2 separate regions of the Homo sapiens genome follow, and region 1 is linked to region 2. A link is an interaction called in ENCODE POLR2A ChIA-PET data of the cell type or tissue named here. Cell type or tissue: Panc1. All regions are shown on one strand. Links, peaks and the distances in the headings refer to the core of each region. The heading gives the core; the rest is flanking DNA.

Region 1 (5,378 bases), core at 296-5,295, 1.5 Mb after region 2:
TACTGCTAATATTCTTATGTGCTATTATTATTACTCCTCCTAGTGCTATCAGTCTCTGCTAGGCCCTCCAAGCTGATTGCTGTCATCACCTTCTGAAGTTTTCTGGGGCGTGTCCTCTCCCAGTTCTGCTCGGGAGCTTTCACATTGGCTCCCACGTCCCACTTCCATAACGGGACTCCACAACCGCCATGGAGTTCTCGCTTCTCCTGCCCTCCATGATCTTAACATCCCTGGAAAATAAAAAGCAACTCCCTGTCAATGTATGAAAATGAAAATTTTTTAAAAAGCAGCTCTTCCCCCAGAGGACGACTGGGGGTCTAAGCCATCTGTCAGATCTAAGACCCCCAGCTTGGCCTTTCTGTCCTTCGCCAACTAGGCTGGCCTCTTCACAGCCTCCAGGTCTCAGCCCAAGTACAGCCCCCTCAGAGGGGCCTTCCCAGACCGCCCAATCTGAGAAGTCCCAAGTCACAATCATGATTGCATGTTTTGTCTTGTCCACTAGCATTTACCTCTATCTCTCTATCTAAACCTATTTTGCTCACTTAGATCTTTTTTTTTTTTCTTGACTGACTTCCCTCCGTTAAAATGAGAGCAGGACCTTCCCCATCTCGTTCACTGTTATATCTCCCAGAGCCTGACACAGTGCTGGGCTCACAGGGGCGCTCCAAAGATACTGAGCAAATGAATCAACCCAATTCTAATCCAGCTTGGTCCCTTACAGTCTGTAAAATATTGGACAAGATACTTCATCTCCACAATGAAAATGTGGCTCTCTCATAGAGCGAGTGCCTGACATACTTCTCTCATAATTATGTATTTCTACATCTCTCTGACAAAAACCTTAGCCTGGCACCCTAGTTACCTAGCCCAGTACCCTAGTCACCTAACCCAATACCCCAGTCACCTAGCCTAGTACCCTAGTCACCTAGCCCACTACCTTCATCCCATAGGTGTGGCAGCTGAGGTCCAGAGAAAGGAAGTTACTTGCCTAAGGCTACCCAGCCAGTTTCTCTACTCATCTCATGAAATCGTTTCTCTTTACTCTTCATCTGAAAGCCTGGCCCTAGCTAAATTCATTAGCTTGAGTGCTCCTGCTCAGAAAGTGTTCTTTCAGCATGCGTATTTATGTGAGCCTTTCCTCCCATACAGAATGGCCTCTCAGCCTCATCCATGCCTGCCTATATAACCCTCACTTCCTATAGGAAGCCCCTTGACTTAACTCACACAGCTCTGGTTGCTCTTTTTTGTTAGTTCCTCTGGCATATATGCATCCCATTTCCAGCATAGGCAGAGTCCATTTGAACTCGCTTGCCCTTTGCTAATTGTGTGTTCATCCCTTTTCCCGAGACTGGGCTGCAGCCACACTTGTCTGGAAACTCATCAAAAGGAGGGCTTCCTTTCCTATTATACTAGTCTCCATGACAGTCCCCAGAGGAGGTGTTAACTTCCTGGTCAAGCCAGCTGGATGCGGCAGGTTCCAGGTAGAAGATCAACTCAAAAAGGTAACTCACAGAGGCCAGAAGGAGGCAGCCACAAGGATTAGGTTTGGATTTCACTTCTTTTTTTTTTTTTTTTTTTTTTTTTTGAGACAGAGTCTTGCTCTGTCGCCCAGGCTAGAGTGCAGTGGCGCAATCTCAGCTCACTGCAACCTCCGCCCCCTGGGTTCAAGCGATTCTTCTGCCTCAGCCTCTCAAGTAGCTGGGATTACAGGTGCCCGCCACCATGCCCAGCTAATTTTTGTATTTTTAGTAAAGACGGGGTTTCACCATCTTGGCCAGGCTGGTCTCGAACTCCTAACCTTGTGATCCACTCGCCTTGGCCTCCCAAAGTGCTGGGATTACAGGCATGAGCCATCGCGCCCGGCAGATTTCTTCATCACGGGATGAAGTCATCACAGAAGTCATCACAGGATGACTTCTGCCTACCTGTGAAATTGGGCATCCTGGAGGATCTCTTCAAAACAGGAGAAAATAATTAAGGAGAAAAACGGGGTGGAGGGACAAGCACTATGATCTGGGCAAGATTTTAATGGGCAGGGAAATGACTTAGGAAAGTCTCCCAATTCCCCAGATTAGCTATTCTAAATCATTGGCCTACCATGTTAGGACTTAAATCGGTTTTTACACAGCAGCATGAAAACAGATGTACAAATTTATCATGTTTTGAGCTTAGGACTTGATCATTCTTTACCAAAGATCCCTAAAAATCCCAGATGCGTTTAATCTGCTCCTCTTGGAATCTGTGCCACAGAGGTGGGCAAAGCAGGCAAAGTATAGAAAGGCACAGGCTTCAGGAAGCCCCCGGGAAGGCCCAGCGAGTGTTAAATGACTGAGCTGCCATCATCCACTGGCTTCCACAACTGCTGGAGCTCTTGGCTGGTCTTCTCCCAGATGCAGAGACAGCTGAAGCAGCTGGAGATTCATCTAAGGCCCCATGAATTACAGCCCTGGCCTGAGTTCATTCTTCATTACTCAGAGGAAATATTTAACTCTGTTTTTTCCCTCTCAGCCACCCACTCTGTTTTTGACTCTGGGGCTAAGCGTTTAAGTAGAAGTCTCTCTGGTGCTAACTCCTGTATTTGTTCTCTTGGATGCTAGGAAATTAGAGCAAAGGGTCTTGATGTGGCTTGGACAAACTCAACAAACAATAGTTCCAGGCTGCCTCCTTTCACCCTGAATCCCCCTTAGACAGTCTTAAATAACAGCTACCCCCCTGAAATCTAGGGCTCCCTGATTCAATCATTTATTTTATAGATTTACACACACGCCCCAGGACAAATTACTTTGGAGCTCTTGGCTATTCTGCGTATAGCTGCACCTTTAGCTTTTAGGCTGGTTGAAGGAGAATGCCTAAAATAGAGATGAGATGGATGCTAAATCCTCAACTCCTATCTAGGGATTTAGAAAGCAATTAGTTTTTCCTGCCAAAAAGCTTCTATCTCCTCTACTCTTCCCAGTATGCCCCTTTTCCCACCGTCAACAAAGAGTAGCTTCAAGATTGAGCTTGACCTTGAGCCTCAGGCCTCCACCCCATCTCTAGCAAAGGACCACCTCCGGGCTCCTGCAACCCAGATGAGGTCCCAACACAAAATTGATTGCTCTCCCAGGTAGCATGGTTTCTTCCATTAGCTCATCCTCCCTCCTAATAAAAATACTTGACATATACAAAATACCATATGACTTGTAAATAAGTTGATATATATTATCATTCCATCCTTACAAAAATACTCAGGGAGGGGAGCGATGGGACAGGAGTTATTAACATCTCCTTTTTGAGTAAGAAGAACTAAGACTCAGAGTTTAAGTGACTCAACAAAGATCACCTTATCCCTGAGCAGCAGATGTATAACTGAAACACTCCTCTCCTGTTAAATTCCAGCCCTGGGGACTCCTCTGACCTCAGCTGCCTTTCTTCTGGTAAGACCATCCTATTTCCATTTTTCATTTTCCCATTCTGACTCATACCATGGGTGTACCCCAGTATCATACACTTCCAGCCACACTCAGCTCTCCCCCGTCTTCCTCCCCTACACATACTCCTTCTCACACTCCTTGAACACATGCTCACAAGCTAGTTGAAATAGAATTCATGAGAATCCAATGAGTTGCCTTTAAGCTGAGCCTACTCTGGGTCAACAATTAGCTTAATGGCCCTAAAGTGACTTGGCCCACTGTCTTTGGAGCTTCAACAAGAAGCCACGGAAAACACCCATGGAGTATTTTTCCCACTGCGTTCATTTTTACTTTGCTGCCTGTGCACTATGGCATGGATAGGGTTTGGATCTCTGTCCCCACCCAAATCTCATGTCAAATGGTAATTCCCAGTGTTGCAGGTGGGGCCTGGTGGGAGGTGATTGAATCACGGGGGCGGGTTTCCCACTTGGGCTGATCTTGTGACAGTGAGTGAGTTCCTGTGAGAGCTGCCTGTTTGAAAGTGCCTGGCACCTCCCGCTTCTCTGTCCCTTGCTCCTGCTCTGGCCACATGATGTATGTGCTTCCCTTTCACATTCCACCATGAGTGTAAGTTTTCTGAGGCCTCCCCAGAAGCAGAGCAGATGCCAGCATCATACTTCCTGTATATTCTGTGGGACCGTGAGCCAATTAAACCTCTTTTTCTTTATAAATTACCCAGTCTCAGGTATTTCTTTACAGCAATGAGAGAACAGACTAATACAGACACTAAAGGAACTCAGCTCACTGGATATTAACATAGATCACGTGGGCTCTAATGCAGCAATCCTTAACCATCCGGATCCTTGGAGAATGCCACAAACACTGTGAAACCTCCTCCCTGACAAACACCCAGGCACATGCACACGCAAAATTCTGCCCACAATTTTGGGAGATTTGCAGCCTCTCAGAAGTTCATTCTTTAACTCCCAGAGGCTTAGAAAGACCTGCCCATGCCCAAAGAGGAGGAAAAGTTTCTTCTCTCACTGGGAGTAAGTTGTGAAAACACTTGAAAATCAAAAAGACCATGCCAGGACCTGAGCCTAACATACCAGCCCTTGTATGACTGAGAGGTCAAGAGCAAGGATCAGTCTAACTCACTGCCAGAATTGCAGGTCAGCAAGCCAGGGCCCAGTCCCGGCCCTATTTGAGGTTGCTTTATTTTGGGGTGCTAGTTAAATGCTTCCTGGAGTTTTGAATCCCCTACTTACAGAAAGAGTAAGAACGGTCTCATTATCATTAGTAATGACACATTGAGCCCACAGACTGAATAACATTATTTAGGACTCTTGTAATCAGAAAGTATGATACAGTTCCCGTTGCAGGAGCCTGCAATTTATTTGATTTGTTCTGCCAAGAAAAACTGAGGGGAGCTGCAGGCTCTTACTTTCTTCATCTAGGTGAATTTAGGGGGTAGGCAAGTAGCCTGTGGAAACCCAGAGGCAGCAGCCCCTTGTGGTTTACACCCTACTGTCAATTCTCTCCCCCAGCATGCCCGTCTCCCCTGCACCCTCTCCAGTCCCTGTCTGGCCTCCCCCACGCCATGCTTTCTGCTGCTCTCTCTAATTCTTCTCATGCGTCCTCACTCCCATCTCTCAAAATTTGCTACCAGCGTCTTCATTTATCCTAAGGTGAAAATAGCTGATAAAAAGCACATGCACATCAACTGATTCCGTGTACTCACCCTGCTGTCATCCACCAGGCTTCTTTCTGAGCCCAACAGAGCCAGGATGGGAGGACTTCCATTCAGCAAGCTCTCAACCTCAAATTTTTCATCTGGCATCTCATTTAGAAATGTTGTGTGGAATGCTTAGCTCATCTGGCCCTCTCTTTTACCAATGGTCAACGCACATCGCCTCACTTCAGACGGAATGTGTTTCACTCCAGCAGTGGGAGGTGAGTAGGCAATGGGAATGAGCATCACGGCCA
Region 2 (5,378 bases), core at 282-5,281:
CAGAGTATCCCAATGTATCCACATTAAGAGAAGAAAAAGGGCACAGTAACACAAAAAGAAAGCAATAATGTAGGTCTATGAGTTATATCTATTTATATTTTTTATTTTTTTTCATGTGGCAAATGGATCTGCCTGAAAATAAATAGGGAAGAAGCTTATGATACTTTTGACAGTTTTTGTGTAGCTGAAAAACTATGATTTTCCTTTAAAAGAGCCTGGAACTGTAAACCAACTGCCAAACACCCCAACATGCACTCACAGCAAATGGGCTAGATAATTCATTCAGCCCCCAAGTAGGGCGTACTCCACAATGACCACTTCAGATGTGGCCATGGAGGATGCTGAACAAAGAAGAACTATCCAGTGTGTGACGCCAGGGAGCCACCACTAACAATAGGTAAGAAATCTCCTCCTGGAGAACAGAATCAGAGTATAGATAAGAAGCTTCTCCACTGCCGGGGCAAAAATATCACCCATGAACCAGTAACTGCTGTGTATCTTCAATGCTTCCATTTTCCAAATAAGGTGTTTTACTGTGATAATCCCATCTTGCTACCCCATTTAAAAGGACTTTGGAATAAGGGGTGGCAATCTTTTCAGTTATACGTCAGTGATCCATAAACAGCCATGGCTGATCATGAAGAAAAAGGAGTAAATACCACCAGGTGAACTCGGACTTTGAGCTGAATGCAGTAATTGAATTGGATTTTGAGTAGTCTACCTTGGGGCTGTGTATTCTGAGTATGTGAAGAAGGGTACAAATGGATATTTACTTAAATGCCTACTGTAGCTATGATTGCTACCTGTACACCAAAATCTGTGTCTATTTTTTCTTGGCATTAATTAGGTTACATTCCTTTTCTTTGGCTCTACAGGCAGGTAGATCAAGTAATTTCATTCTAGCCAAAAGAATGTGAAAAAGTGATATATACCATATGACATTTAACAATCTCCCTTATGTATTCTTCTATATTCTGTCCTCTTCCTTTGGCTGGAAGCTAATGCTCAGGGAACTTTGGACGTCATGTGTTCAAGATGGCAGAGCCTTGGTTAGCCTGGATCCCTGAGTGACTACATGGAGCAGAGCCTCTCTCCTCAACAACAATCAGAAACATTCATTGTAGATTGTTGAGTGAGCAAGTCATAAATTTATATTGAGTCAACTCAGAGAATTTTATTTATATAATAGAAGATACAATATTATAGCCAGTCGTGGTGGCTCATGCCTGTAATACCAGCACTTTGGGAGGCCGAGGCAGGCAGATTACCTGAGGTCAGGAGTTCAAGACTAGCCCAGCCAACGTGGTGAAACCCCATCTCTAATAAAAATAAAAAAATTAGCTGGGTGTGGTAGCAGATGCCTGGAATCCCAGCTACTTGGGAGGCTGATGTAGGAGAATCGCTTGAACCCGGGAGGCAGAGGTTGCAGTGAGCCAAGATCACACCACTGCACTCTGGCCTAGGAGACAGAGCGAGACTCCATCTCAAAAAAAAAAAAAAAAAAAGATACAATTTTATACTCTCCATTTTAGAGAGGTGAAAAATGAGGTTTGTTATGTTTTTATTTTTAATAATTTACACAATTTAGAGAGGTTGGACTCAACCCTGTGTCTCCCCAACTCCAGCATCTCTTTTTGTGATGCCACAAATGCCACATTATCATTTGAGGATTGAAGGTACAATACAGGTTATTGAAAATGGGATCTACTGAGGTCAAGATAAACCAACCAATCTTTTCCTACTTTCAGATATTAGGCAGATTTGCTTTTGCCTCTTCTTTAGACAATGGGTGTTCTTCCATGTAGTATGACTAAAAAAAAAAAAAAATCATTTTCCTTTGAGTAGCTAAGGAAGCAGCCAGTAGTGTGTGAAGAAACTGAATCTGGGCATGCCCTGCAAGCTAATGAAATGACCCCTCCTCTCCCCAACTGCTGATTCCACTGGGATTCTTTAGGTAAATGAAAATCATAAGCCATTTGATCCTGAAAGTTTTTCTGCAGAAAGGCAAGACCAGGTCCTTTCTTTGTGTTAAATCTTGCCTTGATTAAATTGGCTTTTTTTCTTATCAAATTTCCAAAGCTCTGAGTTACTAACAAGGAAAGGTTTTAATAGGGTCCTAGATTTTAAAGCCAGTGGGCACCACAGCCTGAGTCCTTTATGACGTGTAATGAATAAAACAACCTAAATCACTGCTTTTTAAAGTTGTCTGTTTAAGAATTACAATAATTTTTCCCTTTATTCCACCCTGCCCCCCCTTTCATTTTATGTGTCTCCAGTGACACTTGCTTTAAAGGGCACATACACGGGACAGACCCAGAAACTCTGCTTTCCATAGGGGAGCACCCTGGCTGGAAGAAGCCAGAAGCCCCTCTCCCAGCTGCTCCTGAACTTTCAGGAGCAGCTGTGTCTGTTCCATGACCCTCCTTGTTTCCTCATCCCACCTCTCGTGTCTCTCCATTCCTGCCATCGCTGTCCCTTTCCCTTCTCCAGCTCCTTTCATCCTTGTTCTTGCCCCTTCTTTCTCTTTACATTCTTGCATTCCCTATGCCTTCTCTTGATCTTCGTAACAAAGAAACCCCACACTGGGGAGGGTTGCAAACTCTACTCCAATCAGGGCAAGTTCCTGTGCACAAAACAAACAAAAAGGAGCCTCCCTTCCCATGAGAACAGTGTGTTGCTGCCTCCAAGTCCCCCCTCCCTCCACCCCAGTATGTTTCTCATAGACTTTTCCCCTTGGGCAGATGGGCAACCTAGGAGATAATTTCAAACTGCACGGTTTCTTTTTTTTTCCTTTTAGTGTTTTTTGTTGTGTTGTTTTCTGTGGGTTTTTTTGTTTGCTTGTTTTCTCTCCTTTTCTTTTTTATTTTTGAGATGGAGTCCCGCTCTGTCACCCAGGCTGGAGTGCAGTGGTGCAATCTTGGCTCACTGCAACTTCCGCCTCCCAGGTTCAAGCAATTATCCTGCCTCAGCGTCCCAAGTAGCTGGGATTACAGGCACCTGACACCACGCCCAGCTAATGTTTGTATTTTTTAGTAGAGATGGGGTTTCGCCATGTTGACCACGCTGGTCTTGAACTCCTGACCTCAGGTGCTCCACCTGCCTCAGCCTCCCAATGTGCTGGGATTACAGGCATAAGCCACCGCACCAGGCCTGTTTTCTCTCCTTTCAAGGGCCCAAGAGCACATGCAAGGTTATCTGAATTGAACTACAATTTTCAAATTCTGCCCTAGCACAGAAATATTGGATATTGTAACAAGAGAGAAAATGATAAGACGATGTGTGTCCCCTACAGTCCTCTCTTGCCACAGACACACTACAGAGGTGTCTGGGAACACAGAGTAAGCAGAACGTTTCCATAAAAGTGCTTTATTTTAATCACTTAACAGCTTCATGCCAATGAATCATCCCTCAGTTGAGGACGACGTGCCTGCAGAGATTCATCAAGACTGCTCCAGCTCGTGATTGGAAAGGGAGAGAAAGAAATGCTGGGACATCCAGCTGTCACACAGCTAACCGGAAAGCCATGTGGTCAAACAGAGGCACATTGGAGCTCTTAGGTGGAAAAATGGGTGCCCACTTAAAAGCTACACAACCTGGAACACGGTGTCAGGACACTTTAATTCTTTCTCCTCCTGTCCTCATCTGGTAGCCTCATGCAATTCAGAGGAAACACAAAGCGGAGCATTCCCAAAGGGCTCACATTGTTTGGGATTTGTCCACGTTGACTCTTCAGGCTGCAGTTGCATTTGCTGGATACCTGCTATGTGCCAAATCTCATCTCCCTCCCTTCCATCAAAACAAACAAATCCCAATAGGGAGTAGTGAGGTTATAAAAGGATTACCTCATTTAAACTTATTATAAACACACATACACACACCCCACAGGTCCCAACTGCAGAACTATTAAATCAACTTGAAGTAATGACAGGTGGATAGGCAGATGGAACAAAGTACTTCCCATAAACATAGAGTCGGATTTGAACCCCTATCGCACAGCCAGGCAGGGGCTACTCACAAAGTTAACTCTCATTCCTCTTTGCCCTCATTACTCCCCATAACTTGCTCATCTTTCTGTTGTAGAATTGGTCACTCCGGATTGTACTTATTTGTTTAACTTCCTTTCTATCACCACACTGAGCATCTTAAGGGCCACATCAAAGCTTTTTCTATCAGTACACCCAGAGCTCAGCACAGCATTGGCACACTGTATGTGCTCAATAAATGCTTATGAATGAAAGAATATATGAATTAGTGGGGTAGACTCTCACTTGTTTTTGAAAGTGTGGTGAAAACTCACTCTATTTCTATGTACAACACTGCAAAATTCAGGTAATTGTTCATTTATTTTAGAATTCCTTAAGAAAATTCAATAAGTAAGCCATAATGAAATAATTTGGGGAATTTAAGAGATCAGTAGAGATCATTAAATTCAGTTTCCTGTCTTTAATTAAATTTTCCATTTCCAAGTGGGTGTTTGGCAAATACACATGGGTTTTATCTAGCAGGACCAATGGGATAATCACAACCAGGTTGAATTCTATTGGGCAATAAAAATTCAGCATCAATGGGGCTCTGTGGGGAGAAAATAAATCGGCCTTATTCTGAATATACCAGACATCATTTTGCTGAAAGCCGACTTAATGTTTCATATCTGGCTACCAATCCGGGAAAAATGACCAATTCCTATTCCAGAAACATGGGTGGAAGTAAATCAAGAATTCAAATAGTTAGTGATACCTTGAATTTTCCTTTGACATCCATTCCCTTCACTTCCCTACAGTTCTCATTCCTCTTTAATTACTCTTAAAATTGTAATCCATTTAGTTTCAAAACAGCAAGGAATCGTTGTGCATCTACAAGGTGCAGTTGGAACCTGACTCAGTTTACTCAGCAGCAATAATGTTATAAAGCCACCTTTCTATCACCTACCTGCCTATCTATATTAATTAATATGTGCAAAGAGCAAGGAGCTCCCTATAGAGAATGGCCCTACATATTCACAAAGGGCTATTATCATTAATTGCCAGTTAGTAATTAGATGTCACTAGTTCCATTATCATATCCATAGACTTGTGAATGCTTAAGCCATAATGTTGCCATTTCAAGTGTTGTCAAATGTGGATGTCAAATGTCTTTCAATGTCATGTCCTCTTTGGGGCAGGGAGAATGACATTGTAGTACCGCCTTTTGGGCAATTTTGAGTTAATAGTGAGGCAAGTGGCTCTCAAACAGCTTCAAACAATAACCCCTTATTGGATTACCAGACAATGAATTAATGGCCACTAAGAGACTGGCAGATCATATCTTAATTAAGCCCAGGCAGTTGAGAAGGCTCTGTGACTCCTTTTAATTGCATTTCCATAGCTCACATGGGCTGT

Evidence for each region. Peaks named below come from ENCODE experiments on the same cell type or tissue, not always from the same donor. Only the 100,000 strongest peaks of a DNase experiment are listed, where the experiment ranks them.
Region 1: POLR2A ChIA-PET joins it to region 2 with 9 read pairs; 1 of 35 experiments calls an interaction of 5 or more read pairs at or near these places.

The regions. Positions count from the first base shown.
Region 1 is chr11:130,439,972-130,445,349 of GRCh38, reverse strand. No RefSeq gene overlaps it. Among named protein-coding and RNA genes, the nearest start is that of ADAMTS15, 6.0 kb to the left of the region's middle. In Panc1, for the core only: no CTCF peak of the experiment used is centred there; no DNase peak of the experiment used is centred there; H3K27ac peaks cover 308 bases.
Region 2 is chr11:131,979,502-131,984,879 of GRCh38, reverse strand. All of the region lies in intron 2 of NTM (neurotrimin), which reads right to left. Among named protein-coding and RNA genes, the nearest start is that of NTM-AS3, 85 kb to the right of the region's middle. RefSeq lists an enhancer at 2,768-3,721. In Panc1, for the core only: no CTCF peak of the experiment used is centred there; a DNase peak (open chromatin) is centred at 3,258.